Regions from separate parts of the Mus musculus genome. Here region 2 is linked to region 1. Evidence: chromatin loops called from intact Hi-C (ENCODE). Cell type or tissue: heart. All regions are shown on one strand. Each heading gives the region's core, and the rest is flanking DNA. Links, peaks and the distances in the headings are about the cores only.

Region 1 (15,927 bases), core at 3,511-11,510:
ATTTTTGAGACAGGGTCTGTCCACATAGCCCTGACTGTTCTGGAATTCACTATGTAGACTAGACAGATCTTAAACTTGTAGAGATACACCTGGTTCTGCCTCTTGAGTGTTAAAGGTGTGTTCCACCACACCCAGCCTAACTTTCATATAAGGTTTTTATAATCCCAGCTGAAGTAGATGGACTGGGGGTGGGTCTAGACAGTTTGGACTACAGAGTAAGGTCCTGTGTCAAAGCAGAAAAAAATTTTTTTCACTTAGCATTTTTTTGTTTGTTTTTTGCTTTTCAAGTCAGGGTTGCTCTATGTAGCCCTGGCTATCCTGGAACTCATTATGTAGACCAGGCTGGCCTCAAATGTCCACCAAGTAGAAGGCAGAGGCAGGCAGATCGTTGAGTTGGAGGTCAGTATGATCTACAAAATCAAGTTTCAGGCCAGCCAGTGTTACACAGTGGAACCCTGTCTCAAAAACAAAACAACAAAAAGAATATGAACTCACCAGGGCTATGATGCATACCTGTAATCCAGAACACGGAGGACCAGAAATTCAAGGTCATGCTCAATTACATTTGAGCCTACCCAGTTACATCAGATCCTCCTCAAAAGTAACAAAATGAGTGTAAAGAACACACAAACTGGTATCCAATACTAAATGATCAGCCCTGGAAGCATATAAGTACAAGTAACATTACACAAACTGAGCAGGTACAACTCATGCATTTAAGGATACATAATACATACACACATATACATATGTAACAATAATCCAAAAAGTAGAGGCCACAGAAGAGAGCAGAGGAACTACTAGGGGATTGGAGGAAATGATGTAATTATATTACAATATCAAAAAGTAAAGCTGGGGATAAAGAGGCTGCTTTCTTATCTCAACGGGCATAAGGCCATGCTCATCCTTACCAACAACAAAAAAAAAAAAAAAAAAAAAAAGAGAGAGAGAAAAAGGAAGTCTGGGTTTCGGTACCTTTGTTACTTAATTTGCTACTAGGTGCTCTGAAGTAAGCTACTTGAGCTCTCTTTTCCTTGGGAATAAAGGTAATGTTAGTGACTGCTGTAAGACTCATGCTTCTAATGATCTAGAGCAAATAATTGCTCAAAATTAGCGTCCCCTGAGATAAGAGTTGTTATTACCAGACAGTACCTGGGGCAAACAGGAAGGTAGATTCTATGGAGGACATGCAGCCACCCATTTCCTCATTGTCACCCTTTAGTTGGCACCATCAGAGGCAATGGGAGGCGACGGACAATGTGTCCACTCAAATGTTCCTGTTTCCTTACTCACATCAGTGAACTAACACTTTGGAGCACCTGTTGCTTGTCAGAGCCCACTGCAGACGACTGACCCATATGTATCTCTTACTGGTACACCAGATGTCACATGCCACAAGCAAGAAGTGAAGGTGGGAGAGATGACAGGTGACAGTTAGCAGGGTCCAGGCTCTCTGCAGAAAGGGTCAGCAGTTCCCCATCCCTGAGGCTCCCACTCAGGAGCTGTCCCATCAACATCTCTGACAATATGGAGCCTAGCCTACACGAAGGCCTCCTCCGAGTGTGTGCAGAGCCCCACAGAACCACTGATCCAGATGTGCAAAGGCCGACCCACAAGAACATAACTCAAAAGCTTGTCCAACTCTCAAGACTGAGGCGCCCCACTCGGCCGCAGCGTCTCGGAGGAGCAAGGGGGACAGAGCGCCGCCGCCGGTGCCTCCGCCTCCACGCGGGGCCCACCAACCGCACTCAGCGCGGACAGCCCTGGCTGCCTCGCTGGTGCAGGTCTGAAGGCGCGCTCCGACTCTGCTGTGGAGACATAGGCCCTCGGACCTGAGGCCACGCGGGCACCAAGTTCCCCGCGCGCCCCGAGGGGATGCGCGGCTCGCCCAGCAAAGGGAGAACGCCGGAGTCCCTCGCGTGCGACCGCGGACCTCGCTGGAGCCCCACGGGGCCCCGTCCCTCCCGCGGTCGTCCACACTCCCGGCGGCCTAGCGCCGCGACTCTCCAGCCCGAGCCCAGCCGCGGCCTAGGTGGCAAATGGGCCTCCCCGAGACCCGTCCCCGCGCGCCCGCCCCGCTGCAGCCCACTCACCCGAACGCGGTCCCCGCGGAGTCGCCGACCCCACGGCCGCCCCGCCCCCGACCGCAGCCGGCAACCCTCTGACACCCAAGCGGAAGTGCGGCCCGCGCCTCTCCGACCTACAGCCCGCCGTGCTGCTCGCCGCTCGCCGCGCCCCGCGCCGTCCGTCAGCCGCCGCCTGGCCAATCAACGCTCGGCCCGCAGGCCGCGCCGGGGGCGGAACCATGCCGATCACGTTCTCCGGACAGCTTCTCCCTCGGCCCTATCATAATCCGGCTCACACGGGGGAGTGGCGGCGCGCCCAGCCAATCACCCCTTGGAGAAGGTGGGTTTATGCAGATACTGGAGCTAGAAGGAAGGGGAGGCAGGAGGAAGGGGAGTGACCTTGGGAGAGGCTAGTTTACAAACAGTGAGTCAGGTGGCTGGGCGTGAACGATCCCAGGCTGGCGCTGGGCTAGACCCACCCTTTGGCTCCCGACCCCGCAGACGCTTCTCACGGTTGCTGGGGTATGAACAAATGGCAAATGTGGCCGCCGGCCTTTGCGCGCCAATCGTGACTTAACATACCCTGGGGCCAGTTTACCCCTCCAGTGGCCTCCCTGGCCGGTTCATCCTGTTTAACACCCTTAGGCGCCCTGTGGTCTGCAGTGGCTCCTGGTTAAACTCAGAATCTCTGGGGACACGCCTGCAGCCTGTTTGGCCTCAGAAAAGCTATCTGACCTCTCTGAACACTCAGTTTTCTCTGTAGCCAGGGTTCCCCAGCCTCCTCATCACATTGGAATGTGGGGTCTGGTTTGAGAAAGGTGAAGTGACATGAATCAAGATGGCTACTGACTTGCATAGGACTTTGCAGGGCACAGGAATTGCAAAGGTATGGGACTTGTGGTCCGATCCTAGCCAGGAGGTTCAGCTCAGTGTCAAACCTGAGGGAAGCAAGTTAGATGTCTCTTGTCTTTCACAAACCTACCCAGAAGCAAGTGAGGTGAGGGCCGCTATAGGTCGTTTGAAAGCAGGAAACCAAGGAGGAACCAAGTCCCCCAGGTCATCCAGGGCCAGCTGCACCTGACATCAGTCCAAGGCTTTCCAGTTACTTGAGTAATTACTTGGGTTTTTTGCTAAGCCAGTCTGAGGCTTTAGCAAAGGGGTTCTAAATGCCCCCCATGAACCTTCTTCAGCACATAATGAAGGATTCTTCTCCAAGGCCACACTTCTTCCTCCAGTAAGGTGGTGCTCACACTCACACACAGGTCCGTGTCGTGTCCCGTCCCCCCCCCCCCCCGCCTCTGTGGCCCACTCTGCAGATACTCAAGTCCTCTGCAAACACGGAGTGGCCCAGCAGACCCTGTCTGCCTCTCTAGCTCCCACCCCAGGGACAGCCTGGCTTTCTGGTGGCCCCTTCTCACTGGCGCAGGAGAGACGTGCTGGGACTGGAAAAGAGCCCCCTGCACGCTCAGCTCCTAAAGAGAGAGACAGAGGGAGGCGGGCCAGGCTTCCGAAACAAAGGCGTTGCCATGGTTACCTCTGAAGAAAGCAACTCCAGCCCGCTGAGGGCTGATGGAAGGGTGCGGCAGCTGGCCCCCCAGCCAGGACAAGGACAGCTAGCCGGTTGCCACGGAGATAGTCAGACTGACCAGGTTCTGCAGTTTTTCTGGGGGCCTGGCCAAGACTAGCTCAGAAACCCACCACCACCCACACCCTTACCTAAATCTCCAAGATCAGCCCCTCTCCAAGAGACAAGCCTCAGAGGGACACAGCTTACCTAACCTGTTTTTGGACTTTGAGCTACAGGGCCCTGCCATCTGGGCAGAATAACCACCCAGGTTGGGCTGGGCATCCCTACTCAAGCTGTGTAGTAGATGGGCTGACCCTGGGGCCGGGGTGGCATTCCAACCACCTGTCTTCCAGCTGTGGCTGAGGAGAGCCTTGAGTTCCTCACTTCCGCTTTTACCTCTAGGTAAAAGGTGAGCTGACAGGTACCTAACACTGCTCCTGGCTCTCTGCCCCCTTTAGGAGCTGCTGCCACCTTTCAGCAGCCTCAGGTGCAGGGCTGGGTGGCTCAGCATCCCTGTCAGTAGGGGAGGGGCTCTCTCCATCTTCGCCGAGTGGCAATGTCCTCTAGGATGGACTAGTAGGGTGTAGAAAGAGGAAGAGTTGGCTCTGCGCCCGGCCATGACAGTGCAGATAGTGATAGTCAAAATGCCCCCAAAGTGTTTCATTATGTCCATGTCCCTTCCAGTTCCCCCATGTCAGCAGCTGACCAGGGAGACGAATGTCATTGCTCCCACTTTACGGATGTCAGACTGGGTCTCAACCCAGTTAATGCCTCCAGAGGGCAAGGCACAGAGACGTCTGATGGACCAGCAGTCTGGCTATGCCCAGACTCCAGACCAGGATCTGCCCTGAGTTTCCTGAAGGGGCTATGGCTGAGGGCCACAAGATCAGATTCCATGTCACAGGACCCCTGAGTAGCTGTAGCTTTGAGTGCTCTCAGCATCTGAGAAGTGCCAAAGGACTGTTTGGGGAGTGTGTTCCTTCCTGAACAGCTCCTGGGACACAATGGGATGCCATGAGGGTGCTGCCCCACCCCACATGGTATAAATAAAGGATACATCCAGTCCCAAGTGCTAAGTGGAGGTGGGAGATTACAGGATAGATCCTGGAGGTCAAGCCAACTCTGAGGGCTTAGAATGGAGGCCAGAGGCTCCCTGACAGAATCCCTCTGTCTTCTTGACTAGGGCGGGAACTACCCCTTCCTCAAGGGTGGGCCATCTGCCTGTGTCTCGCAAGACCCACGCAAGGCCTCCCTTGACCACAGCTGGCGCTGTGGGTGGTCACAGCCAGATAGCAACACGAACCCCATCATCCTGTTTTCCATCCTCACCCCTGACGGAGGCAGAACAGAGATGATCGCTCCCCATTCCAGAAGGGAAACTAAGGCTCAAGAGCAGCAGCTCGCCCAGGGACAGGCTACCAACCACCCACCCTCTGCCCTTCACCCACTCCACTCTTACCTCTTTGCCAGAATGCTATCTCTTCATCTCAGCCTGTTTGTCCGCCAGCTGGGCCAGGGTGTGGCATCCAGGAACTGGGGTGCCTTGTATGTGGCCCCACCTGGCCCCTGCTGCTGAAGCCAGCCTGAGGCCATCTCCACCCCAGATTCCCAGGTCCCTGGCAGAACACACTTCCAGCTCTCTTCTCAGCCATGCCATGGAATCTTCCGTGGGGACAGGAAGTAGGCTGCCAGTGGGCAGCCTGACCACAGAGGCCTGGACCGGCTCACGTGGCTCGGCTGATTCTTCTCAGTCAACTTTCAAGTCTCCTCTGCAACGTGACGATGCTGGCTTCCCTGTCGGGGAGGGTGGGTATTTTTAGGTTGAACCCGCCTCGTGAAGAGACAAGTTATCAATAGCAGCAGAAAAGGGCTTTTTCTTATTCTTTTTCCCCCTGTGGCTTTGGGACACGAACAAGCTGCACCTATTAAACTCTGCCAAAAGGAAGCAGGAAAAGTGGTGTTCCCCATTAAACTTTTCACCCCAAAGTTCCTTCTATGTGACAGCAAGCCCAAGCCATCCCAGGCTAACCCCAACACTCCTTCCTCTTTTGGGAAGCTACCCTAACAACCTTCCTAGTGACAGGTCCTGTAGAGGTCAAGGAGTGAGGATCCAGAGGAGGTGGAAAAGGAGGCCCCACAGACTCCCTTCTAAGCACCAAGGAAGCTACTGGCCCGTTTCTCATTTCCCAGTTCTGTGTGCCCCACTGTAGGCTGAGTGCCCTAGAGTGGATTGTGTCAGCTAAATGCTCAACTACTCATGGCAAGTGATCAGGAGGCCCCCAGGAGTCTGCCTACCTGAGGTCAGGAGGCCTCACTTGCTAGTTAGCTACTGTTTCCTGAGATCAGAGGGATGTGTGAAAAACCGGTCAAAGCCAGCACGCTTCTTCCTCCCCCACAAGGCTGACCAGAGTGTGTGGAGGCGCCTGCACGCAAAGAGCCCAGCTCAGACCCAGCATGTGCGAACACTGAGATTTTCTTGACAGGTCACTAGAATGGCATCCTGCCTTGCTGAAGGAAACATTTGAGCCGACTTGGCTGCCTGCCCTTCAGGAATGGTTAGCAAGCACTCCATTTCTGAAGAAGCCCAGAATAACAAAGGCTTCAACAAAATAGAAGTGTGCTTGCTCCCATGTGACAGGAGCCCAAGCTGCCCTGTCTCACTCCTGCTTTGCTGTATAACTCAACAAAGGTTCCTTCCAGTCTCATGTCACGCCATGGCCCAAAACAGTGGCTGGTGCTCTAATCATCACACACAGCTCTAACCAGAAAGGAAGGGATGAAAAGAGGGAGGAAGGATAACATTGCTGCTCCCGCCCCCAAGATAAATCAGCTTGAAAATCTGCCCCAGGAGCTGAGGAAAGTTCAGCCAGTGAACCAGTGTGTCCCTCTTCCCAGCTGTACTCTGACTGGTGGAAAGTGGGTTTCTCTCTCTTTTCCCAACATCCATTTCTCCACTTACACTTCACTAGCCAGGACACCATCCCCTGCTACTTTGACAAGGCTGAAGCATTCTACCTGAGGGTGTCACTGGCCTAAGTAAAACAGGCTCAGAAGAGATGATTACAGTGGTCACTTGCCTAGTAGGCCTACCTGCTGGCCTCACCTTGAGTAGTGTCTGAGACTGTCCACCCCCACCCAGGCCCCAGGGGCTGGGACTTCAACCCCCACACACACATACACTAAAGCCCATAACAATGGAATTCCACGATACCCTCCTGGGCCAGTGTGGGACGGATGCCAGCCAGACTCCATCTCATAGTCTTTAGGGCAACTCCATACCCAGCATGGAGCTGGCCCAGGGAACTATGGTTCCTTCTTCCTGGCTGTACTGGAGCTGATGGAAGATGGGTCCCTGTCTTTCTTCCCAGTATCCCCTGAGCACCTGCCACACACTGACCCTGCCTTGGACCCTGAACACAGATGCAGAATACACCTGAGCAAAGAGAGGTCCCGGATCCTGGTCTAGGATCCACAAGTCCCAGGGACCCATATCGGGTGGCAAGAATATACGCACATCCTCGTGCAGGGAACTGGCAGGGCAGGAGAGAACTGGAGGAGCGACAGCTGGGCTGGGTTAGATTTAGCTTGCTGAGAGCCAAATGCGTTGGCCGGAGCCGCTGGCTGGGCCTCGGTGCCAGGGAAGCTGCATACCGGATGGGAGGGGCAGGTTAAACACGCCTGGGGAGCCTAGATGGAGAGCAGAGATGAGGCTCAGGACAGAGAATGGAGGTTTCTTCTTTCCGGTAGTAGCCCAGGCCAGGGAGGAAGGCTAGCCAAGGCCACCCTCCCTCCCTCCCTGGCACCAGCATGCTTCCTCCATAAGGTGGAGCTAAGGACATAGGGGAAAGGCAACCTGGTAACTGGAGTCCTTCTGGGAGAGGGTATGCACCCTTACCCCATCTTGGGAGAGGCAGTCAAAAAAGACACAGCCTGCCGGGGCGTAGTGGCACATGCCTTTAATCCCAGCACTCGGGAGGCAGAGACAGGTGGATTTCTGAGTTTGAGGCCAGCCTGGTCTACAAAGTGAGTTCCAGGACAGCCAGGGCTATACAGAGAAACCCTGTCTCTAAAAAAAACAAAAACAAAAATAAAAAACAAAAAACAAAGAAAGACACAGCCAAGGACCTAGTGGCCACTGCCTGTGTGCCGGGCTGGGTTACCACAGAGGTCAGGTGCCCTGCCCTGGCTCCTGACCTGTGGTTGAGAGGATGTGGTAGTCTCTCACAGTGTTCTAGTCTAGCCAGGAGCCTCCATGGAAGCAAGCCTATGCCAGTGTGCAAGACCCAAGCTGGATTTACTGCACTGGTATCACTATCTTGAAATTCTTCGGCCACATTTCCTTCTCATAGCAAAATGTACAGCCACGCTATAGAAGGAGTGGGCTGGGCAATGGCTAATTCCCCAACCAGCTCCGTGACTTATCCCCTGCAGGGATGGGGATGGGCCAGGCTATCAGGTTGAGGTTGTTTGGGGAAGATCTGGAGGGGCTTATAAAGGGCCTCATTCTGGTCGTGTTGCCAAGGCTGGGAGAAGTCAGGAAATCCAAGACAACCTTAGCCATGGCTCTAAAGTGACTCAGGGATAGGCCTCCCCAGAGCACCCGTGGAAGACAGAGTTAGCTCAGGGCTTCCCCAATACCCTGGCCTGAAGAGCAGCCTGGCCTTCTGAGCCCTTGGCAATAGGAGATGGTGCAAGTAGATCCTACAGACAACCCAGGAAGGACAGAGCCCAGTGTCCACATGGGATGGGTTTTTACCTGTCATTTGCTCTGTGTGCCTCCATCTTCCTGGGGCTTGGGAAGGTATGTGAAAACCTTCCGAGGGCACCCGGTCATCTGCACAGGATCCATCTAGGAGCTACCTAGACTCCTCCCCATCAGCAGGCTGACCTCAGACAGGTGCACTTGAAAGCCAGATGCAGGGTTTGAGTACAGACCCTTTACCTACCCCTGGACTGTGTGTTGAGATATGAGCCTAAAGGTGACACCCCAAGGAGAGAGGCTCGCCAGGAGAGCAGAGTCAAGAGGACAAGGTAGCAGTTAGGCTCCTAAAGCCAGCCATTCCTAACGAGGTGGATGAAATGACCCACTTTCTCCACTGGGCATGCCTGGCCAGGATCCCCCTTCAAAATGTCACACAAGTCAAGAGTAGTGACACCTTTAGTCCCAGAACTTGGGGAGGGAGAAGCAGGTGGATCTCTGTGAGTTAAAAGCCAGCCTGGTCTACATAGAGAGACCCTTTCTCCAAACAAACAAACAAACAAACAAACAAAAGACAGAGTCTAGCCTCCTTCTCAGTTATCAGGCTCAGCACTGCCGCTTCCCACACATGACCACTGTTGTCCCAACTGGAACAGGTAAGCACTAGCTCCGCCCGGCTGAGTTCTGTGGAGCAACAGCTTCATCTGTCAGCAACCTGTGCAAGCCCTCATAGGTGCCAGTCCTCACTCCAAAGCCCACCACCAGCACCTCAGCCCCACTGTCTTACACAAGTCTGGGGGCCTTAGGAGACACCCTGTTATGTTTTCCTGTTGTGTCCTGACTGTGTGGGCTATGAGCATGTCAGATAAATGGATGAATGTGTGGGATGCAGGTATCAGCAAGGATCTCAGACACCCACCCAGCCATCCTAGGCCTCTATGGAGATAGGACATATTCCTGTTACCAGCTTGTCTCTACAGCTCAGGTCAGATTCATCCTGTTGTAACCTTACACACACACACAAACACTCTCTCTACCTACTCCCTCTCTCTCTCCCCCGACCCCGCCAGCTTCTGAGGCCCCATCCTTCCTCTCTTGAGGAGCCAAAGACTCGCCTTCATTAATTGCATTCTCAGCCCTACCCTGAGCAGTTCCTCCCATCTCTATTTTCCTGGCAGGGATCTGTTCCCCAAGGAGCTGCCTGGACTCCCAGGGGACATCAAGAGTAAACAGAGCCACCTTACAGAGGGCAGGGTCTTCCAAGCAGTCCTAAGCCAACAGTCACTCAACTTCCTTTTATTTTTATTTTTTAAACTGTGTTTCTGAGGGCTGTAGAGAGGGCTCAGGGCTCTAAGAGGAGTTGAGGAGTCCACATAACTCTGGGGTGGGGGTTGGGGGCTGGGCATATTCACAGAAGTATGAGCACCACACAGGTCACAGGGCACAATGGGGAACCCTGGAGAAACCCTGAGGGCACCCTCTGGGGTGCTGGTTGGCTGACCCTGATGTGACTGGGAGGGGGTTTCCTATGGGGTGCATAACAGCTAACCCCACTAGCATCCGTGCTCCAGCTGGGTAGAGTGCTCTTCTGCCCAGCAGTTAGACTCCAGGACAAGCCCAGTGGGCCAGTCCAGCAGACTCTCCCCCAACCAGGACAGGGGAAAAATGGACAGGGGATGCCTGGTCCTCCCATGACCTTAGGTGCTGAGAAGAGGACATTCGTTGGCTACATGGAGTAGCCTGATATGATTAGTCCCCAACTTGACCATCTAGTCTTGCACCATCAGACTGGGGTCTACATCAGAGGCAAGAGTCACCTTGTCATGGTGTTGTCACATGTAGAGTGACTGCAGTGGGGTGCAGGAGATGGTCAAGCAGAGGGCAGGAACCCAGAGATATCAGAAGATAAAGCATTCAGGCTGGACAAGGCCATGATGGCAGTCAAACATACAGGATATGGAACCTAGACCTTTAGAGAAGATGGGAATTTCCAGAACAGAGAGCAGGTTACCAGACACAGCCAGACACAGGTCAAGAGTTCAGACAGAGGCCCAGCATTGCGGTACAGACTTTTAATCCCAGCACTGAGGGATCAGAGACAGGTGGGTCTCTCAGTTTAAGGTCAATTGGGTCTGCAGAGTGAGTTCCAGGTAGCTAGAACTATACAGAGAAACCCTGTCTCAAACCTCCCCTTCCCCAAAGACTCTAGACAGAGGAATGTCTTAGACCTACCTAGCAGGAACCAGGCCAAGGGCATGGAGGAGCTCAATGTGGGTACTAACTGGGCTGTTGGGAGAGGACTCAGTGAAGACAGGCAGAGTTGAACAGATCACAAGAGGCTGTGCCTCCTTTCTCTCCAGAGCAGGGCCCTCCATCATAGCACCTGTCCCCATCTCTAGAGATGAAGAGGTCTGAGAACTGGCCAGTGCCCCTTTGTTGTGTGACAGTCACCATTCACAGCTGCCTAGAACAAGCCACAGTCTGATGGCCCCAGAAGAGCACTGACATGAAGAGGTTTGGAGCTTGGCTGAGTCGGTAGGCAGGCTTAATGTTGTCACAGCATAGTCTGGGAGGCTTCACTAAACACTCCAGGGAAAGAATTAGAGGCTTCTGGCCATGGGCTGGGCTCCATACCATCATAGGGCCCCACACCAGCCCATATTCTGCCTGGAAGCCCTGGAGGCTCTCTGCAGTAGGGCTGCTTCCACTTCTCTCCGGCTTTCCTGTGTGGTTGTCTTGGACTTAGCACTCAAAGGACAAGATGCCTGCAGGTGCCAGGGCTGAGGTCAAACAGCTACAAGTACTCATCAACTACCCAGACTCTGAGAGTGCTAACATGGTCTGTAGTGTCACCTCAGGGGACAAGTGGCCTTCCAAGACTCTGTCTTCTGTTATGCCACAACAGCTTCTCCAGTAGCTTCACTGTCAGCTGTGACATCACTCTCTGTATTACCCTATAGGCAGTGTGGACCCAGGTTCTCAGAAACTTGGCACAGCTGCCCCAAGACCCCACTACAGTACCTGTTCTGCCGAGGTCATGTCTCTGAGAGACGGTGTGTGAGCTCCTGATACCAGCACTGGCTACTTGGCTGAATGGCCATCCCAAGGGCAGCTGCAGAGGTAACTGATTGCAACCAGGCTTGCCAACAACTCCCCACCTCTGTTTTCTCCCTGGTCATTATGGAGTTTGAATTATGTACACCCACACCACGGCCAGGGCAGCTACATGACTGTCATAAACAGACTAATGTGGCAGACTCTTAAGACAGAGAGAAGGGAACAGGAACTGGAGGGAGCCGCAGGGAGAGATTTCAGGGACAGTCTGGGAAGGAGGCAAACACAGAGGAGGTAAGCTGGAAAAGAAGGTTGTCTTTGAGCACCCCGAGTCTCATCTTTCCTGGACTTTTGAGCCCTAGGCAACAACAGTCATGTCTTTCTTTAAGGATTTCTTGAATTAGTCTTTGTCACGTTCAACTAAACAGCAACACTATCTCCCATCTCCTTTTTCCTCTCTGACATCTGGTCCCTAAAGGTGACATGGAGAGTCAGACCCTGTGTCTGTTCTGCATCATGGCCTCAGACGCCTTTTTTATCACATTTGGGCCCTGAGCTCATCAGGGTGCACCCGGAGCTGGCTCAGAATGTCACGGGATGGGGGGGTTGGGGGGAGGGGGGAGCCAAGGAACAAAAAAAGAAAAATCTGCATTCCCATATTCAAATGAGCTCCTGCAGGCGGGAGCAGACAGCAGGTCCACTGAGGAAATGAAACATTGAGAGGCCAGGCCCTGGCAAGCAACTTGCCCACTACAGGCCGGACGGCTGCCCTTCAACTAGCCCTTGGTGGTTCCTGTTCTCTCTCGTTATTTCTCATTAGTGAGCAGTGTTCCCACACAGCACAGGCAAAAGCTCTGCAGCCAGTCGCACCAGGATCACCCTTAGTTCAAGGGAGAAAGGTCTTTTCTGGCAACGAGGAAAAGAGCTGGAGGCAGAAAGCCGCCTGGGACAGCATGGGAGGATGGCACCAGCTAAGCTGAGGCCGTGACCTGCACTGGCTTCTTCAGCCCAGAGCTGCTCCTCCCCTGGTCCCCAGCCATGTGTTCCAGCTATCCTTTTGAGTGTGACTGCACCTCAGTCTTGTAACGTTCAACACCCAACACCCAGATTCCCACTCAGCTCCACGACACGGCTGCAAACTCTGCCCTGTGGAGAGCTTGAACCCTAAACTCTGGAGGTAGGCTGGGCCTACCTCTTTCCCCTCCCCTCCCACAGCTTATGCCAGGCTTGAAAAAACATCCAAAGTCTTCAGGTCCCCACTTGGACTTCATTACACAACTGCCTCCAGCTGGCTCTGGGCATCTACCCTCCACCCTCCCAGTTAACCCCACTGTGGCCAGGAACCTTTAAGAGGACTCTCGGAGTTCCAAGGAAACACCAGCATCCTGCCCACTGCATGAGAAGCCTACCCCCTTTCCTTCCAAAGCCCTCCCATCTGTCTTTCTGTGCTTCAGCCTAACTGGCTTCCTGGCTGCCTTACACTGGCCCACCCTTTTCTGCTGCTATCCCCAACCCCAAACCTCCATTTCCTTCCTCTCCTCTCCATGTCTGTGACCTAGTGACATCTTGTCAGTGAGAAATCCCTTTAAAAATCCGAGTCTGGCCCTAGTTGAAGTCGGGTTCACCAGTTAAGGCAGGACTGGAGGTGAAGACAGTGACCTATGAAAGAGACCTTGGCAGGTGGCCAGAGCCACTCCCTGATGTCCTTAGCTGCGGGTCCCTTGGCCCGAGGAGCTTCAGAGATGAGGACTCCTATCCCAGACGATCCCTGAACAACATATTCTCTGATGGGTTATTGAAAGGGATTTGGGGGGTGGCTTTTTCCCCCCACCAACTCCAGTTCCTAGACACTGTGCCTGTCCCCTGCAAGTACAGTACCGTAGAAATGCCTCTGACCCATAGTATATATCCTATAGGAAGGCAAGTATCCTCATCGGCCATTGTCCCCAGCCTGTGTGCCTAGAGGAGGCTGGAACTGCAGCCTATGATGTTCTTCCAGGGTGTGGGCTACTAGTCTTGGATCACTCCTAGCCTCTTTTGCAGAAAACTAGTCTCTTGGCCAGATGCTGCATACGCAGTACCCGTGCCCATGGGCGGGGACTATGCAAGCTCTTGCATGTGGCTTAGGCTGAGTTAGCAAGGGTGGCCTGAACCGGGAGAAGGAGGCCACGAAGTTAGCTCATTACCAGGTATGAGGGCTATTTGTTTGGAGTTTGTTTTTGGGATGGGTCCGTGGCCAGGCATTCAGAAAAACAAGAGTTTAGCATATGGGATTACAGCTTTAGGGCCCACGGGAGCCTCCAATGTGGCCACTGCGTTGTGCTAACATGCCAGTCTGTAAGGTACACTCTGGGGGTGCATCTGGCCTTGTGTTCCTTTTCCTACACAAAGCCCTTCCTGGGAAAATCCTCCAGGGTAGGGTGCCACATAGTGACCTTCCTTACTTATGCATTGCCTTGGTCCAATTGGCCAGTCAAGTTTCTCTGCCTGCATGCTTCTTACACTTGTATTTCTACTGGCCTCAGGAGACTCTATCTCAGGGCTGAACCAGGACTAGGGCCCTGGAGAGGGTGAACTCTACGTCTGTGGGGCCCTATGCAGATGATTCTACATAGGGCAGTGGTTCTCAACCTTTCTAATGCTGTGACCCTTTAATACAGTTGCTTATGTTGTGGTTACCCCCAACCATAAAATTATTTTGTTGCTACTTCATAAGTGTAATTTTGCTACTGTAACGAATCACAGTATAAACATCTGATAGGCAGGATATCTGATATGTGACCCCCCAAAGGGGTTGCAATCCCCAGGTTGAGAAACACTGACATAGGGTGTCTGGGAGCCTAATGAGGTCATGCATACAAGCAGTGAGTCTGGCCTATAGGGGGCACCCATAACCACCGCCACTGTCCTTATCAAACCTCTGGGCTAACTTAACCTTCCTGCTTCTTCTGGCCTCCATTTGTGGAGGAAGATTTCCAAGCTCCCAGAGACTGGGTAGCTTCCTCCAAGAGCATAGCTGAACCTTCAATGCTAGGGTCTGAAGTGATCCTAGTTAAGTGTCGTTATGGAGCTTGGCCCCGTCAGAATCTCTAGGAGTGTGCAGGGATCTGGCTTGTAGGACATGATGCATACTGCCTGTTTTTGTTTGTTTGTTCGTTTGTTTTTAATGTATGTTGAACATTCCATGACACCAGCACAGCAGCACCATAGACAGCTGTGGGGCAGTGGAGTTGAATAGGGTTAAATTGGGTCCACCTAGCTGCTGGAATAGTAACAAACCACCAGGGAACTGCTCTTTGTCCCAAGTGGTCTCCAGGTGGTTCTCTGGGGGTGGGCAACAAGCAGCAACATTCATGGAGGCCTGGATAGGCGCACATGAAGGAAGGGAGACATAGCTGGTGAGTCTCCATGTCACATAGTCCTGAGTTCTTCATAGGGTCCCAGCCTCCACTTATCAGAATAATGACCAATACCAGGGCACTTTAGACTAGGATGGGGTGGGGGGTGGGGGAGGCTGGTGAGATGGCTCAGTGGGTAAGAACACTGACTGCTCTTCTGAAGGTCCTGAGTTCAAATCCCAACAACCACATGGTGGCTCACAACCATCCACAGTGAGATCTAACGCCCTCTTCTGGCATGTCTGAAGACAGCTACAGTGTACTTATTTATAATAATAAATAAGTCTTTGGGTCAGAGAGAGCAGGGTTGACCAGAGTGAGCAGAGGTCCTAAATTCAATTCCCAACAACCAGATGAAGCTCACAACTACACAACTATCTGTACAGCTACAGTGTATACACATATACATAAAATAAACAAATAAATCTTTAAAAAAAACAAAAAACAAAAAACCAAGACTGGGACCGGAACTGGCCAAGACTTTATAGGGATTTTACAAATTTTTATTGACTCTCATCCTCAATCCTGTGTCAAGATGGGGACATTCAGCCATTAATGAGATCTAAAGATCCCTTTAAATTCCCTCCCAACCCCATTTCCTGAGGGCTCTGAGATTTCTGAGCAACATGTCCGGTTCTACTCACTTTCACGGGAAGAAAGAGAGCAGCTGAAAGAAGCATTTTGGAGGTGCTGCACAGTACTGGGAGAGTGAGCCCTGCCAAGCCCTTCAGGCCACACACAGGCTTGAAGGGCAGGCTTGATTGTACCCACCAGTTCAGCTGGATCTTGCTGTCCAGTTCCAGGACATGTTACTTTGACCTCTAGTTAAGTGCCTGAACCCAGTGCAGCCTCTGGACACAGTCAGTGTGCTGTGGAGGGGAGCCGAAGGGTTTGCTTGTAAGAGCAGATCAGAGAAGGCTTTCTGGAGACGATACATTGGAATTTACCCCTCCCCCATAGAAGCTTCCAGGGTGCCTTTGGGGGGCTGAGACTATGGGCTTGGGGTAGAGGCTCCTCTTTGCCAGCATCCCCAAGGCTGGAACAGAGAAATGCCAGTCCCCACTGCCCAAAGTTCTCAGAGAACCACTTGGGGTGGGGGAGGGGCAGGTCCTCACATGACCAGCCTCTGGCTGTCAGTGTGGG
Region 2 (15,927 bases), core at 3,007-11,006, 140 kb after region 1:
CATAGACACTGTCACACAGTAATGCACAGACACTGTCACACAGTGATGCGCAGACACTGTCACATAGTAGTGTACACAGACACTGTCACACAGTAGTGCACACATAGACACTGTCACACAGTAATGCACACAGACACTGTCACACAGTAGTGCACACATAGACACTGACACACAGTAGTGCATGTAGACACTGTCACACAGTAGTGCACACTGTCACACAATAATGCACACATAGACATTGTCACACAATGATGCACACAGACACTGTCACACAGTAAAGCACACATAGACATTTTTATACTGCCCCAACTCCTCACTTCTCCTTTTCGGATTAGATGAATTCTATCAATACATGGCCCAATCATTGAGGTTTTTTTTCCTTTTGGTTTTTCTGAGACAGGGTTTCTCTGTGTAGCCCTGGCTGTCCTGTAACTCACTCTGTAGACCAGGCTGGCCTCGAACTCAGAAATCTGCCTGCCTCTGCCTCCCAAGTGCTGGGATTAAAGGCATGCGCCACCACCACCTGGCCCAGTCGTTGAGTTTTCTCAGTTCCAGAATATAAACTTAAAATAGTTTCTAGTTATGTTGTGAAAAAAACCTATCATTGGTTGAAAGCCTAATTTTCTTCATGCCAGATATTACTGGTCTAGCCGTTGTCAATTTTATTTGTGTTCATGTTTATGATGGGATGTGACAGAGGACAACTCCAGGTGTTACTCAGGTATTGTTTAGCTGTTAAACAATATTTTCAAAAATATATTTGTCTGTGTGTAGAGGAACATGTACACATGCAAGCCAGATAACAACTTCAGGAGTTCTTCAGGACAAATTTTTTTTTTTTGCTTTTGCCTGCATGCATATGTGCATGTGATATGCACAGTTACATGTACAGGTTTGCAGGGGCCAGAGGAGGACTTTGCATTTGGGACGGTATGTATCACTAGACCTGGATCTAGTCTGGCAGGTCACAAGCTATCTCCTTGTCTGTGTCCCTCAGAGCACTGTAGTACTGTTGTGCATGGACCATGCCTGGCCTTTCTACATGGCTGCTGGGATGCAAATGCAGATTCTCATGCCTGCATAGCGAGCACTCTTACCCACTGACCTCTTACAGCCTTTGTCTTTTTCTAAGACAGGCTCTCTCGCTCATCTGAAAAATATAAGCTAGGCTGCCTGGCCTGGAGCCCCAAGGATCTGCCTTTCTCCAATTCCCCAGCACTGGATTATGGGTTTGTTTGTTTGTTTATTTATTTATTTTGAGACAGGGTTTCTCTGTGTAGCCCTGGCTGTCCTGGAACTCACTTTGTAGACCAGGCTGGCCTCAAACTCAGAAATCTGCCTGCCTCTGCCTCCCAAGTGCTGGGATTAAAGGCGTTCGCCACCACTGCCCGGCTATTTATTTTTAGAATTAAAAAATTATGTATTCTTGTGTCTTTTTGAGACAAAGTTTTATTATGTACACCTGGCTGGCCTCAAACTCCTGGCAATCTATCTGCCTCTGTCTCGGAGAGCTGGGATTAAAGACATGAACCATCGTGCCCAGCTTAAAATTTTTTTTTAAATTTTAATCTTTTTAAACTCGGTTGTTGGGGATGAAACTCTGGCCCCCATGCTTGCAAGAACAATTTACTGAGCCATCTCCACAGCCCACAGCTACTTTATAATCCTTACATAATAATCCTATAGGTCAATCCCCTTACTCCTGTTAAGAATGAATGATTTTTAAATTTATTTAAACATTTCCTTTGAGACAGGATTTCTCTGTGTAGTCTTACTGACCTGGAGCTCTCTCTGTAGATCAGGCTGGCCTTGAACTCAGAGATCTGTCTGCCTCTGCCTCCAGAGTGCTGTGACTAAAGGTTTGCGCCTCACCTCCACTTTAGGATAATATTATTTTGGTACTGGTTCTTTTGGGGTTGTGGCCTGGACATAGTGGCCATGTTTTGTCAGCTGATGGCTGACTTTAGGGACTGAGAGCCAAGTCCTTATCTTCCACTTGGATGGCTGTTCATGTCTTATTCTGAGCTATGCTGTTTGAAATCTCCCCAGTACTCCTCAGAGTCCAACTGGAGATGGAGGCAGCACTTGTTGCCCGACTTTATCTCCCCTTTTCAAGCTTTCTCTTGTCTAGGATGCCCTGTACCTTCTGGAGAGGGGTGACACCCAGCTTTGAGATCCAGCTCTTTGGAGTTTCTTTCTGCCTAAGTGGCCTGGACCACGTGCTGACCTTAGCAGTTCCCAAAGGCAGGGACAGTTCCCTGTCCTGTGCTGACTCCTTTCCAGAACCTGTACCTGAGGGCGTGCTCTCGAAAGCTAGGCAAATGTTGTATCATTTCGCCCACCCGGAGTTTAAGGTGTGATCCAAAGGTGAGTTACTCTTGTCATGTGGGAAACACAAGCCTAGCTTATCAACTTTTGTAATCAATGATTTTTTAAAGGCTTATTTATTATATATAAGTACACTGTAGCTGTCTTCAGACACACTAGAAGAGGGCATCCTTTCTCATTACAGATGGTTGTGAGCCACCATGTGGTTGCTGGGATTTGAACTCAGGACCTTCAGAAGAGCAGTGAGTGCTCTTAACCACTGAGCCATCTCTTCAGCCCCTTATCAATGATTAAAAAAAAAAAAAAAAGCAAAACAATTCGGGGGTAGGTGTTAAACTGCATTTTGCACCAAGTCTGTAGCTGACACTGGGGAGAAATGGCATTTTTACAATGTCATGATTGTGTCCCACTTCATTCAAGAGGCAGGCTGTCTTGATGAACCCAGAGCTCACCAGAGCTCAGCTAGTTAGCCAGCTTGATCTGGGAGTCTGGTCTGCCTCCTGAGTGCTGGGGTTACAGGTGGCTGCCACCCGTGCTTGGCTCTTACAGAAGCTGTGCAGATCTGAACCCAGCTCCAGCTTGCACAGTGAGCACCTGGCTCACTCAGGCATCTCCCATGCTCTCCTCCAACTTACCCCAGTTACGTTTAAGATTACCCGACTACGGGTCTCGTGTTTTTCATTTGTTTCATACTGAGGTACTTTTTATTTTATGTGTAACTGGGTTCTCTGTGAACCCTGGCTGTCTGCCTGCCTCTGCTGGGATTCAAGGCATGTCACCACCCGACTTGCATTTCAAATTCTGAGTGGTCAACCATTTGGTCACTTGGTCCCCAGCTGGTGACGCCTATAGGAGGTGGAGTCTAGGCAGATGAAACAGGATGCTCAGAGGGGAGGCCTTCAAGTAGGGCTGCCAGGTCTTGCTTGCTTCCTTCTTGTGGGTTACAATTATCCTCAACCTCCTGACACTGCAAGCCATGGGCTGTTCTCCTGCCATGTCTGCTCCTGCATGCTCTTCCTCACTGAGGCTCTTCTGCCAGGCACTCTCTCACAGAGAGGAAAAGTGCTGGGCTCCACCCTCTTCTTAGGGTGCATCCTCAGTGACTGAGGCATCTCACTAGCTCTTCCTAACCATGCCAGCCACCAAACCTTAAATGTGATCATTCAACACTTAACGGCACTAAGTTTTCAGGGACGTGAGTTGAGGTTTGCTGGGGTTTTGCTGTTATTGTTGTTTATTTTTTATCTTTCAAGACAGTTTTATGTGGACCAGCAGCTCTCCACATTATTATGTAGCTGAGGCTGGCCTTGAACAATTCCTGCTTCCACTTCTGAAGTGCTGGTACTATATGTGTGTACCACTATACTCTGTTCCAAATTGAGTTAGGATTTTATAAACTGGACATGTGAGCTGAATGGGGGGTGGGGGTGGGGGAGGCAAGTTTTATTAGAAATCAACCAAAAAGGAAACCCTCAGGGAACCACCGGATAGAGCAGAGCGACAGTGCACCTCGCAGGAGGTATGGCTGCCTTTTCCTGGGAAGTGAGGCTGATGATGAAACACTCGGGAGGTGGAGGCTCGGGAAGCCAAGTGCAGGCATGCTGACAGGCTGGGCTCCCTCATGCACTCTGAGTAAGCTCCTCTGAGCTGAACTGTAAACCCGGTCACACAGCTATAGTTAGTCCTTTGTGGGAGTCAGCCAAGAGAATGTTGTCATGAGTCATTCTGGAGTTTTATAGACAGCTGGCTCTGGAGACCGGGGTTAGTTTCAAAAGGAGAAGGCAGGAGGAGCAGACACCAGACCCATGATGTCCATTGACGTGTGGACAAAAGGATAGCTAACCTCAGCATGGGAAGAGTGCTACTAGTGCCCAGCAACCTTAGTGTCTGAGACTTGGCTTTATACCCTTACCAAGAGTGAGACCCAGCCACAAACTTAAGCCTTCTAACCTCAGTTCCTCTTTGGCCTTGCAGAGAGCACTCAATGCATTAGTCCTAAGACTGGTGGCCACCCAAGCCTGGTCTCAAGCAAAGGAGTTGCAGTTGTAATGTGTTAAAAACTTTTCAAAGTGATCTTGGAATTTGGTAGGTCCCAAATCCAGGAACTGGTATCACTAGAAGATGAGAGGTACCAGCTATGTGAAAGGCTGACAGGATGGAATGAGCCTATCAAGGCTAGCATGTGCAACACAAGATGCTCTGTCAAAACAAAATAAAGGAGAGACCATAGCCAGGTGAGTCCAGAGATGGCTGAAGCTACCACAAGGTAAGGGTGCCTGACACAATCACCCAGAAAGCAGGAACCAGTTTGAGGTCTCCAGCTACCATCTAGTGTGCACTCTTGCCTGTGTCTCTGTCTGTCTGTCTGTCTGTCTCTCTGTGGTGCGTGCATGTATGCATGGAGGTTAGAGGTCAGCATCAGGTATACAGGTGTATTCCTCAATCATTCTTATTTTTTGAGACAGGATATTTCACTACACTTTCTGGGCCAGTGAGACCCAGGAATACTGTGATCCCCACCTCCCCATAGCTGGGATTACAGATGCATGCTGCTATACCCAGTGTTTTCATGTGGGTACTGGGATTCAACTCATATCCTATCATTTCACCAAGCGAGCCATCTCCTTATCCCTCCGCTTTGCCTTTTTTTTTTTTTTTTTTAATTAAACATCTTGTGCTGGTGAAATGGTTAAGCAGATAAAAGTAGTTGCCATATTAGCCTGATAAAAATTTGATCCCTTAAACCTATGGTGGCAGGAACCTACTTGCAAAAGGTTGTCCCCTGTTTCTACAAAATGGGTGTTTTATTTATACTTTATATTTAATGATTCTTCCTTTTCTCTTTTAATGCTAGTTCAAACTATGAAAGTCATAATGGCCTATGGCAATGTATCAAAGGGAGAGACAATTTAAAGAAAATTTGTTCTTCAGTCTCCAGAGTGACAAAGGTTAAGGCTTTAATAGTGTCTACTGCCCCTTGCATATAGATTTTGAGGAGGGGAGGAGACTTTTTAGCTCCACCCACTTCAGTCTTAAGAGCTCTGCACTTGAAAACAGCTACCTGAAAGATGTGTGGCTCCCACACTGGGCTCTGCAGCAAGGAATGAAGGGACTGGTGGGCACAGACCCTAAACCCTGCACCTGTAACTTAAGTCTTGGTGGCTCAGGGGCTGTGTCATTAGCAGATGCTTAAGAATGGAAGGAGGCTGTGTACCGTGGTACCAAGAGGCCTGTGAGCTCCAGAGCCTGGGCTTTGCTATGGCTCTCATTGTTGTGCTCCCTGTCACCTAATGGCTTCGGGGTACAGGCTACTGTACACCTAACTGGTGGGTCCCATTAACCGGCATCAAGAGGATTAGCAAGAACCTTCTGATCCTTTGGTCCACTTTAAAATCTTCAAACCATTATCAAGAGTAAAGAATTCTGTGACTTGTGGCTGGGGGCTGTGACTAAGTAGTGTCCCACTCACTCAGGATGATGCTCTTGGCCCTGAACGTGTTCTCCTGTGTCAAAAGAAGACTCGTGGGTTTTATTTACAACTGTGAATTTCTGTTCCTTCTAGTGTGTGTCAAGCCTATACTGGCTTCTAGCACCCAACCTGCTTCCTCATTGTCTCTTTCTTTTTACTGGCTTTCCAAATCTGGAGGCTGATGTTCAAGAACAAAATTTCTGTTATTTAAGGATTCCCAAGCACACTTTGCAAGTGAGGGCACTGTGGGGTTTGTTTGTTTGTTTTGTTTTTTGGCTTCAAGGCGCACAGTTCCTTAGGTAGACTATTGCTTAGAGGACAGCTGGGGTAGGGTGGGGTTTGTATAGTAGTTATATAACTCATTTAGTTTAAAAGGCTGGGACAGGATCAGCACACAGGCTGAGAGTTTATACTCTGCTTTTGAGAGAATAGTTCTCACCTCACCTTTTTGATACAGGGCCCCACAAGACCCCCAGGCTGGCCTCCAACTAAATGCATAACAAAGGTTGAACTCCTTTTCCTCCTGCCTTCATCTTCCGAGTGCATGGAGGGTGTGTGTGGGTAGTAAAAGCTGGTGGGAAGAGTCTCTTTCAAGGCACGAAAGGAAAAAAAAAAAATTACAGTGTCAAATTCCTCATTCCCCAGTGCTGGATCTGTGCAGACCGTGGCAAGTCTCTTCAGAGGTGACGATGATTCTAGGAAGGTCAGTTGCGTTGAGGTCCCCAACAAGCTTTGCCATCTGGAATTTGTTTTCGGCCTTTTCAAAAAAAAAAAAAAAAAAAAGGAAAGACGAAATCCATAGCGATGTCCAATAAGACGGCCTTTTGGTTAAGAAAACACCCAGAAAGAAAGGGGAGAAATGGTAACGAAAATGTTCCTACAAAGTGCCAGCAAGCATCAGTTTAGAGGATTTACAACCAACCCCCCCCTCCCCCACGAGAAAAGTAAATAAAGAACAAATCAGCTTCCGGATGTCCAGCTTCGTCCGGGGTGTGCACGGCCCTCGTACTAACCGCTGTAAGTCAGGGGAGCTGACCCGTCGTGTCCGCGGCGTCCTCTGCGCACCTCTCCGCCCCGAAAGCGCCTTCGTGCCAGGACTCCTGCTCCTCTCTGACCGCCGGGGCCCCGGGAGCGCCCGCGCAGCTGTCACCGCCCGCCCTGGCCGCAGCCATTTTGGAAGGGTGCAGACAAAGGGCGAACCCCGCAGCCGGCTGCCGCGACCCACCCGGCGCCTAGAGCCGCCGCTCTCCCGGCCCCGCTGCCATTCCCACCAGCGCTCCAACAGCCGACCAGCACCCAGCGCCTAGCCTGCTCCCCGGCCTCTGGCGCTCGCAGCCATTGGCCGCGTCTTTTAAGAGCCCGCCGCAGCCAATCGGAGGCCACAGGGGCGCGGGCGTGGGCGGTGCGTGTCGGCGCGCCTGCGCAGTGGGCCGCCCCTCCCCCCTCCCTGCGCGCCGCGCCCCCGCCCGCCCCGCGCACCGCCCCCCGCCCCGCTGGAACCTCCTCCTGCCCAGGCGCGCTCGGCCGAGCGGCGGCGGCGGCGGCGGCGAGGAGGAAAGATGGCGGCGGGCTCGGATCTGCTGGACGAGGTCTTCTTCAACAGCGAGGTGGACGAGAAAGTGGTGAGCGATCTGGTGGGCTCGCTCGAGTCGCAGCTGGCGGCCAGCGCGGCCCACCACCACCACCTCGCGCCGCGCACGCCCGAGCTGCGGGCCGCGGCCGCCGGCGCGCTCGGGAACCATGTTGTGAGCGGCAGCCCGGCCGGAGCCGCGGGCGCAGGGCCGGCCGCCTCCGCCGAGGGCGCGCCCGCAGCGGCGCCGGAGCCGCCCCCCGCAGGTAGAGCGCGGCCGGCGGGTGGGGGCCCGCGGCGCCCGGGCTCCAGCTCACCGCGCCGCTTGCTTGTCCCCGCAGGGCCCGCGCCGGCGCCCGCCAAGCTGAGGCCGCTGCCCGAGGCCAGCGCGGGGCCCTGCCCCGCCGCCGCTGCCGCTGCCGCCGCCACCGCCGCCGCCGTCGCGGGGCCGGATCCCGCCGCCGCCGCCCCACCCGCCGGCCCCGGCGCCTCCAAGCCCGGCCCGCCTGGCCCGCCCGGCCCCGGCGCCGCGCAAACTTTGAATGGGAGCGCCGCGCCGCCCACCGCGCCGCACGCCGCACCTGCTGTCAGCCCGGTCAACAACGGGCCCGCGCCGCCGCCCGCCGCCGGCTCTGTCATCCAGGCGGCCCCCGCGCCCGCCGCGCCCTCGCCGCCCGCCGCGCCCGCGCCCGCCGCGCCCCCGCCGCCCGCGCCCCCAGCGCCTGTCGCGCCAGCCCGGCCGCCCGGGCACCCCGCCGCGCCCGCGCCCCCCGTGTCACCCGCTGCCGCTGCCGCCGCCGCCGCCGCTGCCGCCGCCGCGCAGAACGGGGCCGCTCCTGCCCCCGCCGCGGCCTCCGGGGGCGCCGCGGGGTTGGGCCAGCCGGGCGCGGGCGCGCAGGGGGCCAAGGCCGAGGCGCCCAAGCCCGGACCGGGGCCCGGGCCGGGGCCGGCGGCGGCGGCGGCGGCGGCGGGGGTCGCGGGCGGGGGCGCGGCGGGCAGTGTGCTGCTCGGGCCCGCCATGCCGGGCGCGCTGCCGGGGCCTGCGCCCGGGACCCCCGCGGGGCTGGCGAAGGGTGCGGCCGCGGCGACCCCCAGCCTGCCTCGGACGCCGGCGGCCACCACCGGCGCTATCCGGGCCACGCTGACGCCCACCGTGCTGGCCCCGCGCCTGCCGCAGCCGCCGCAGAACCCGACCAACATCCAGAACTTCCAGCTGCCCCCAGGTGAGTGGCAGCGCGCGGCGGGAGGCCGAGGGCGGGTGCACCAGGCTGCCCTGGCGTTCCAGGAAGTTCTGGGCTGCATTCTGGGACCGTGCCCTAGTCGGGTGGCCCGAGAGGCCGAGGGGCGGCCCCTGCCCAGGTGACCTGCCAGTTTTGAGGGCGTCCCAGTCCTGGAGCTCCCAGATCCCTCGGGGAACTCTGCTGTCCCATTCGGATGCTCTGGGCTACCACCGTATAGCCGAGGGGCCCTTCTCTCTCCTTCCTCAGGTGAGGTCAAGAGAGGGCGAACCGACTACTCACGGGCATGCTAATGAAGTCTGTGGAAGGCGGCATGGGCTTTCCTGTTGCCAGGGAAGCCGGTTGGGGACTCCATGCTGGGAGCAGGCGTTTAGTGGTCATCAGTGCCTGAAAGTGGACCCTGGGTGTTTTTTGTTGTTGCCATCCCTGGAGGTCAGTAGGACACTTAGTGCGTAGGGGTCTGCGGATGCAGGAGATCATGGTGATGTGGATTCTGGGACACAGGAGCTGTCTCGGCTCTTGCAGATTCCACACATGTTCTGACTCTGTTGTCCTCGAATTCCTAAGGGTCCCTTGGGTTTGTCGAGTGGCTCCTTTCCTCGCTTGTAGCCTGCTTTTGTTTGAGAGTCCTCTGCAGGAGTGTTCCCACAGAACCCTGGGCCGGAGCAAGCCCTGTGCGCTCCTCCGGTATTACACGGTGACATGTGCAAGCAGTAGTAGCAGCGCCGCCCGCCCGCCCGCCCGCCGCGGTGGCAGTAGTAGAGAATTAGAAAACATGCTGCTACTGTGTCCTCTCCTGTTTTCTTAAAAGTGGTTTGGGTCACGTTGAAAGACCTACAGCATCTTTAGAATTGGGTTTTGCTGTGGAAGTCAATGAGGATTGGGAAGGCTCATCAAAGGTCCAGAGATACCTGCCCTATCTATGGGGATATAGGACCCAGAAGTGTTTGAGAGGTTGCAGGGGCTGCCATGCTCTGAGGAGGCGCTGGGTGTGACATAAGGCCTAGGAACTGCAGATGTCTCTTGCCACACATCTGGGGTTTGCTGAGAAGTGAGCAGGGTGTGTGTGTGTGTGTGGGGTGGCTGTGTGTGTGTGTGTTTTGTGTGTGAAATTGAAATGCCTTGTTCATTATCTTCATTCTGACCTCTGGGTGGAAAGTATGGCTGATATTTATAGTTTAAGATGCATTTTGTGCTTGTAGTCTGCTGTTCGAAATGCCACAGTACTTTAACACGGACTTCCCCAATGCAAGTATGTGCCCACATTGTCCTTTTATCAGGAAAGCTGGCTTAGTCAGGTGCCCATGGCATCCTTCCATAGCAATCCTGGCTTACCCTGGCTCCTTTGCTTTTGAGTGCTGCACAAGTGAAGTCCGTCTCCCTGGGAGAAGGACGATGTCATTTGAAAAGGGCATTGGCTGCTGTCTGCACCACTGCTGCCTCCTTTTCCAGGTCAGGTTCAGAGTTGGCGTGTAGAGCAGAAGATAACTCCTTGGGGGAAATGTAAACATGTTCATTATTTGCACGTCTCTGCGTCTGCGTCTGCATCAGCCCCCATGCTTGTGCTGGAGAGTAGGGCAGAGTCTGGTGTGTAGCAGACACCCAGAGCTCTGCTTCAAAGTCCCACATGCTTTCTAAAAAAGAGAAAACTCACACCCATCCTCTGTACCCCTGGCTTCTGTTGCTGTTTTGATAAGGAGTGCTGATTGATTACCTTACTTTAAAAACACCCAAAGCTAAGCTAATGTTTGGTGCTTAAAACCATTACCACCAGTGCTAGAAAACCGACATCTTTTTAAACAAGACGGGGAGGCGTAGTCAGAGGATGCAAGCATCCTAGTTTTGTCCTGTAACTGCGTAGGCAGAACTTTTTCTAACTGATGTTCCTCCTTCATTGATAGCTTTTATAATAAAATATACTCAGGAAAGATGAAAATAGGTTCTAATAAAACGTTGTTTAGCCAATAGCAGCCTTTGCACGGTAAAGTGGAGAGAGAGGGGGAGGCAGGTTTCAAGGCTACACATAGGTGTCAAGTGGAATAGCATACCATTGGCAGTTGAGAGGAGTGTGAAAAGGGCTGAGTCCCTCCCAGTGCCCTCATGAGAGAGGTCATGCTGGGGGAGGGGAGGGACACAGGCTTCACCCTGAGGTCTGTGAGATCAAGTTTAATCTTCAGCATTCACCAGGAACTTCTAATAAGTACCTTGAACTTGTTTTTTAATTTCTTTTATTTTTTTAAGCAACCGGAGCCCCGATCTTCCCTGTCAGGACAAGTTTCTAAAGGGACTGGGATGTTACTGTGGTTGTGACTTGCTGGTGGTTTGCTGGTGCCAAAGTCTAAGTTTGATCCACAATGAGAGCTTTAGATAGTTCTCAGATTGCTGGATGGCAGGTGCACATGTCAGGAGGAGATAGAGGCATGTCACAGTGTGACTATAGTTGTCAAAAGGGCAGGTGAGAGAACCTCAGAGTTAGTGTGTGCTCTGGTGACTTTGAGAGTTCTGGGTGAGGATGCTGTCCTGCAGGCTGTTTTTCTAACTTGGCAAATTAGCATTTTCTTTTACGTGTGCTCATTCTACCTTGGTATTGAATTTACTCTCATGTTGCTCTAGAACTTGGCTAAATCATAGGTTCTCTGTGTAGGAGCAAACATTCCTTCTGTTGGCTTGGATGCTGTGGCTCTGGAGTGACACAGGTGTCAGGTGCTGGTTCCCACACGTGGATGTGGATTAGTGGCTCACCACATTTGGGTCTGCCTGAGTTGTTGGGCAGATAGATTCTCAGGCAGCTCAGGGTGGAGTTCTGGAGGGGTTATGGGCTGGGGTTCTGAAGGCCAACTTTGGCAGCAGCAACCAAGAGGAACATTCTTGGAACTTTAGCTTTTCTTACTCGAGGTCACAGTTGCTGTTTGCTTATGGAGCCTCAGTTTGTCTGACTGTAAAGTTTGTCTCTGCTGAGTGAATAGGAAGTTGTCCATTGCCCCACAGGATGAGACATGGATGGGCACAGCTGCACTTTAGTCCTAGTTCCCTGATCCTTTCCCTGCTTGAAGGATGGTAACAGTCTTTTTAAGGTTAGTTTTATTCCAGTGAAAAGTCTTACCCAGTGGACAAGAAGTTTGGGGCAGGTTGTCTTGCTCTGAGTGGACAATGCTGGGGTGGCCACCACCCACAGAGCCACATGCTACCTATGGGAGGACCTCACTAGGGCCTGGCTTTAGGCCAAAGGTTGTAACCTAGTTTGCTGCTGCTGCTGGAGGAGGAGGAAGAAGAAGAAGAGGAGGAAGAGGAGAAACATTTTGGTAACCATAACTCGGGCAGTGGTGCACTTTGGAAGACTAGGAGTGGGTCTCCTTTCCCATCAGATTCACAGCTGGCCTGTCATTGTCATCTTCGGGCAGTGTGGTGATGGGATGATGACTGGCATTTGCAGCTGTTTTTGGAGCTGTTCAGCATTGTTGTGTTTTGGTAGTAGTAGAGGGTCTGTGAGCATTTCAGGATGGTGGGCTCATCCACACTTCATGCTGTGTGTTCAAGCAAAGGCTCTGACCTTGGGGAGAACCCATCATATCAGCTCAACTCTTTGTTTTGGTTTTTAAGAGGCAGGGTCTCTCATTAGGTTGTCTGGGACTCTCATTCTATAGCCCATGTAGGCCTTGCTTGAGGTCCTTCAGTTCTAGCTTCCTGGGTGCTAGTGTATGCTGTTATACTTGGCTTATTGGTCTCTATGTATATGCACTGCACTTCTGGGCAGATTCTTGTATACTAGGGCTCCTAAGAAGAGTACCCCCTGGCTTGGGTAGGAATGAGTGAAGGAGGGAAGATCGGCCACTGGGAAACCTCTTCACAATTGCCCCAGAGAGGCCACTGGATCAGAACCATGTCTACCTCACTCAGCCCCCTGCCCTGAATGGAGTGGCTTGGTGGGGTAGTACTTAAGTCAGGGTGTTCCAGGATGCTTTCAAAGACTGCCTCTGTGTAAATGTGCACTTTCTTCCACTTACAATGTAAATTTGGAAACAGCTTTTATAAATAGCAGGTTATATCCGGGCTGATCAAATCATTATAGCTGCTTTTTTTTCTTTTTCTTTTTTCTCTTTTTGCAAATCTTGAAGCAAAGATGTAAAGTTCTGTAGAAACTGCCTAAGGTCTGAAGCAGTTTGTGGAGTTTGAAGGAGCAACTTTGCTTTTCTCCATGAGCCTCTCCTTGCCTGGTCTGGGATGCAGCTGCTGTTCAGGGCTGTTGTTGGCAGTCTTTTAGTCAGGCCTTGGCTAGCACTAAAACTGCTAGATTAAGTTAAGAAGATGGGAGAGGGGGGCTTTTGTGTAGGAAGTCTGGGTGCTGTGCAGCTTTGTGCCTGTGCTGAAGCCAGGGTTACCTGGATGTTGGTTTGAGTGCAGTTGGGCCAGTTCTTTAGAACTGCTTGGCAGATCAGGCACTGCACAGTTATGTCTAAGAAGTAGGAGTTTTATATTTTATGCTAGGGCTGTGAAAGTTTTGGTTTTTTACCTTCTTTTGAATATTTGTACCAAAGACATAAGAGCTTGAAAATCTTTAAGAGCTAACATTGCCCACAGTTAGAATCCACTTTTACCCTGTTCTTTTGTGACCTGTCTGCCCAAGCAGCTTGCTGCTGTGTATGGGGCCAGTGTGCTGCATGCAGACCTGCAGTTTGCTCTACAATCATGTTCTGGTAGGAGGGGTTGCTGGAAGCTAGGCCTTTTGCCACTCTGAGAGTCTGTGAAGTTCGGGAGAGCCTTTTCCTCTCCTCCTGGAGCTTTAAGCACACTGTTAGTGTGTGTGCACATACTGTGTTAGTGTGTGCACAGACTGTTAGTGTGTGCACACATGGTGTGTTAGTGTGTGCACAGACTGTTAGTGTGTGTGCACATGGTGTGTTAGTGTGTGCACATACTGTTAGTGTGTGTGCACATACTGTGTTAGTGTGTGCACATACTGTTAGTGTGTGTGCACATGGTGTGTTAGTGTGTGCACATGGTGTGTTAGTGTGTGCACATACTGTTAGTGTGTGTGCACATGGTGTGTTAGTGTGTACACATGGTGTGTTAGTGTGTGCACAGACTGTTAGTGTGTGTGCACATGGTGTGTTAGTGTGTGCACAGACTGTTAGTGTGTGTGCACATGGTGTATGGGTGCATGTGCTTCAGCACACATGAGAAGAGTGGACAGAGGTGTGGACAGTCAGTCGTCCCTGCTACCTTTCTGTGGGTTTTGGGGATCAAACTTAGGGTGCCAGCTTGCAGAGCATAGCAGTGCCTTTACTCACTGGGCCGGCCGTCTCTGTCTCCTTCCTGAGGTGTTGAGGGACCATTTTGTAAGGTCCTGTCCTCTGAGTGGTAGAGTGGCCCTGAGGAAGGCACCGGTTTCTGTGGGCTCAAACTTGCAGGGAGTGCACCTACAACATGCAGGTGGGTGGTGCTGATGACCTTGGGTTTTGGAGTCATTGCTCTGGGGGACTTCTGGTTCTTGTGACAAACTGGATATCTGGCTTTAGAATGAGACCTTAGTAGTGAGTCTGCTGTGTGGATCTGAAGGCGTTTAATTTGAGGGACTGAGGTCTTAGTTGATGCTGAGCAGCAAAAAGAACTGAGCCCTCCCCATCCAGGGCTACTGCCTAGAGCTTCCTGCAGAGTCAGACCTGGGGTATGCGGCCCAGCGCACAGGCCCCGGCAGAGGCTGAGATCTGACAGCACTTTTCAGAAGGTGCTGGCAGGGACAAAGGAAGGGTCTTTGGCTGATGACCTGTTACAGAGTGGCAAAGAAGGGAGGGAAAGAGCCTGCTTCTTACTTCCTGTGTACATGGGGATGGGGGCTTAAGATTCAGTTTTTCCCTGTGTGTACCAGTTTGTATTTGCATGTGTGTGCATAGTATATGGTGTCTCCCTACCCCCTTAAAAAAGACAAGGTTGCTCATGGAACCTAGGGCTTGATAAAGCTGTAGCCTGGCTGCCAGCACAGCTCAGGGGTCCTCCTTTCTCTGCCTCACCAGCTCGGAGATGGTAGCGGAGCTGCCATGCTTGACTTGTTCAGAGTGTGCTTTGGGTTAAACTCAGGTCTTCCTGTGTGCACAGCAAGTATTTTACTGCCTGAACTATTCCCCAGCCCCTTGCTTTTCAATTAACCTATTCCCACTGTGGTGTGTGTGTGTGTGTGTGTGTGTGTGTGTGTGTGTGTCTTACAGCTTGATAGAGAGGCCACAGGTTATTGGAAGGTGTTTCTCACCTACCGACTACCTTTTTGTTGAGAAGGGTCTCTCACTGGCTGGTACTCAGCAAGTAGGATGGACTGGCTGGCCAACAAGCCCTTGGGATCCATGGACAGTGCTTGTCTAGTGCTGGGTGACAAGTGCGTGCCCTGGCTGTTTATATGGGTACTGGGGCTCAGACTCAGATAGATCCTCACACTTATGCAACAAACACTTCATCAGCTGAGTTCTCCCCCAGCCCTCAGGATTAGTCTTTGAGAGACTTTGGGTCTTAGCAGGGGAGCCCTGACTTGATGGCTGCACAAGTTCCCACTCACAGCATGGCCTGCTTGGTGCTCAGCTGACCCTGTGAAGGGATTCAGAGCATTACTGTCCCTCAAGCAGTGGTTGTTTGAAGGTGTTTGAAAGAAAGCCTTTCGGGCTGACTTGTTTGGACAGGGTCTCCATGTGTAGCCCAGGATGTCTTACCCCTGCCTCTAAAGTGCTGTGTGGAGTTACAGGTATGGAGCACCACACCTGGTGGTTTCCCTGCCCCAGGGTTGCAGGGCATTAGTATTTTCCAGCCTGCTTTTTCTGATTTTTTTTTTTTTTTTTGAGTCAGGGTTTCTCTGTGTAGCCCTGGCTGTCCTGGAACTCACTCTGTAGACCAGGCTGGCCTCGAACTTAGAAATCCGCCTGCCTCTGCCTCCCAAGTGCTGGGATTAAAGGCACCACTGCCCGGCGCTTTTTCTGATTTTAAGTTTGTATTTACTATAGGAAGTTGCGAAGTTAGTGAGAGGAAAATAAGTCTTTTGTCGTTGCTCTTTGCCTAGACTTTCCTGTGAGGGCTGACCATTTCTGCCTCTTCTTATGATATATTTGATATCATAAAGTTAGAACCTTCCCCTGCCCTGCTGAGGAGTGTGGCTAGCCTTGCCTTGCCCTCAGGTTTTCTGTGCTCTCCTAGCCCTCATTGGTTTTTGAGGCTTTGTTGCACTGCGGGCACCTCAGCCTGTGCAGACCCTGTGCTGAGGTGTCCCAGCCTGCTGTAATGGCCCACCCTTACTTTCATATCTCCACATATACCTGCATATCTGATGGTTGAGCATTTTCTAG

Evidence for each region. Hi-C counts contacts between places; a loop is a spot of excess contacts. Peaks named below come from ENCODE experiments on the same cell type or tissue, not always from the same donor. Only the 100,000 strongest peaks of a DNase experiment are listed, where the experiment ranks them.
Region 2: a loop joins it to region 1, with 2.1 times the contacts of the local background. A loop is called at or near these places in 3 of 42 quality-filtered maps.

What each region holds. Positions count from the first base shown.
Region 1 is chr2:180,105,636-180,121,562 of GRCm38, reverse strand. Gm46782 (a long non-coding RNA gene) reads left to right here and starts at 10,812. Exons shown (of 3, transcript XR_001783600.2): 1 at 10,812-10,867; 2 at 11,293-11,452. It overlaps Osbpl2 (oxysterol binding protein-like 2), which reads right to left and starts at 2,257. Exons shown (of 14, transcript NM_144500.4): 1 at 2,094-2,257. In heart, for the core only: a CTCF peak has its summit at 7,464; DNase peaks (open chromatin) are centred at 3,562, 3,822, 5,322, 7,222 and 3 weaker places; H3K27ac peaks cover 1,497 bases.
Region 2 is chr2:179,968,076-179,984,002 of GRCm38, reverse strand. Taf4 (TATA-box binding protein associated factor 4) reads left to right here and starts at 7,357. Exons shown (of 15, transcript NM_001081092.1): 1 at 7,357-8,590. The coding sequence starts at 7,357. 4921531C22Rik (RIKEN cDNA 4921531C22 gene) reads right to left here and starts at 7,150. Exons shown (of 2, transcript NR_033782.1): 1 at 6,811-7,150; 2 at 4,990-6,554. In heart, for the core only: no CTCF peak of the experiment used is centred there; DNase peaks (open chromatin) are centred at 4,012, 7,112, 8,712, 9,952 and 1 weaker place; H3K4me3 peaks cover 4,783 bases; H3K27ac peaks cover 2,610 bases.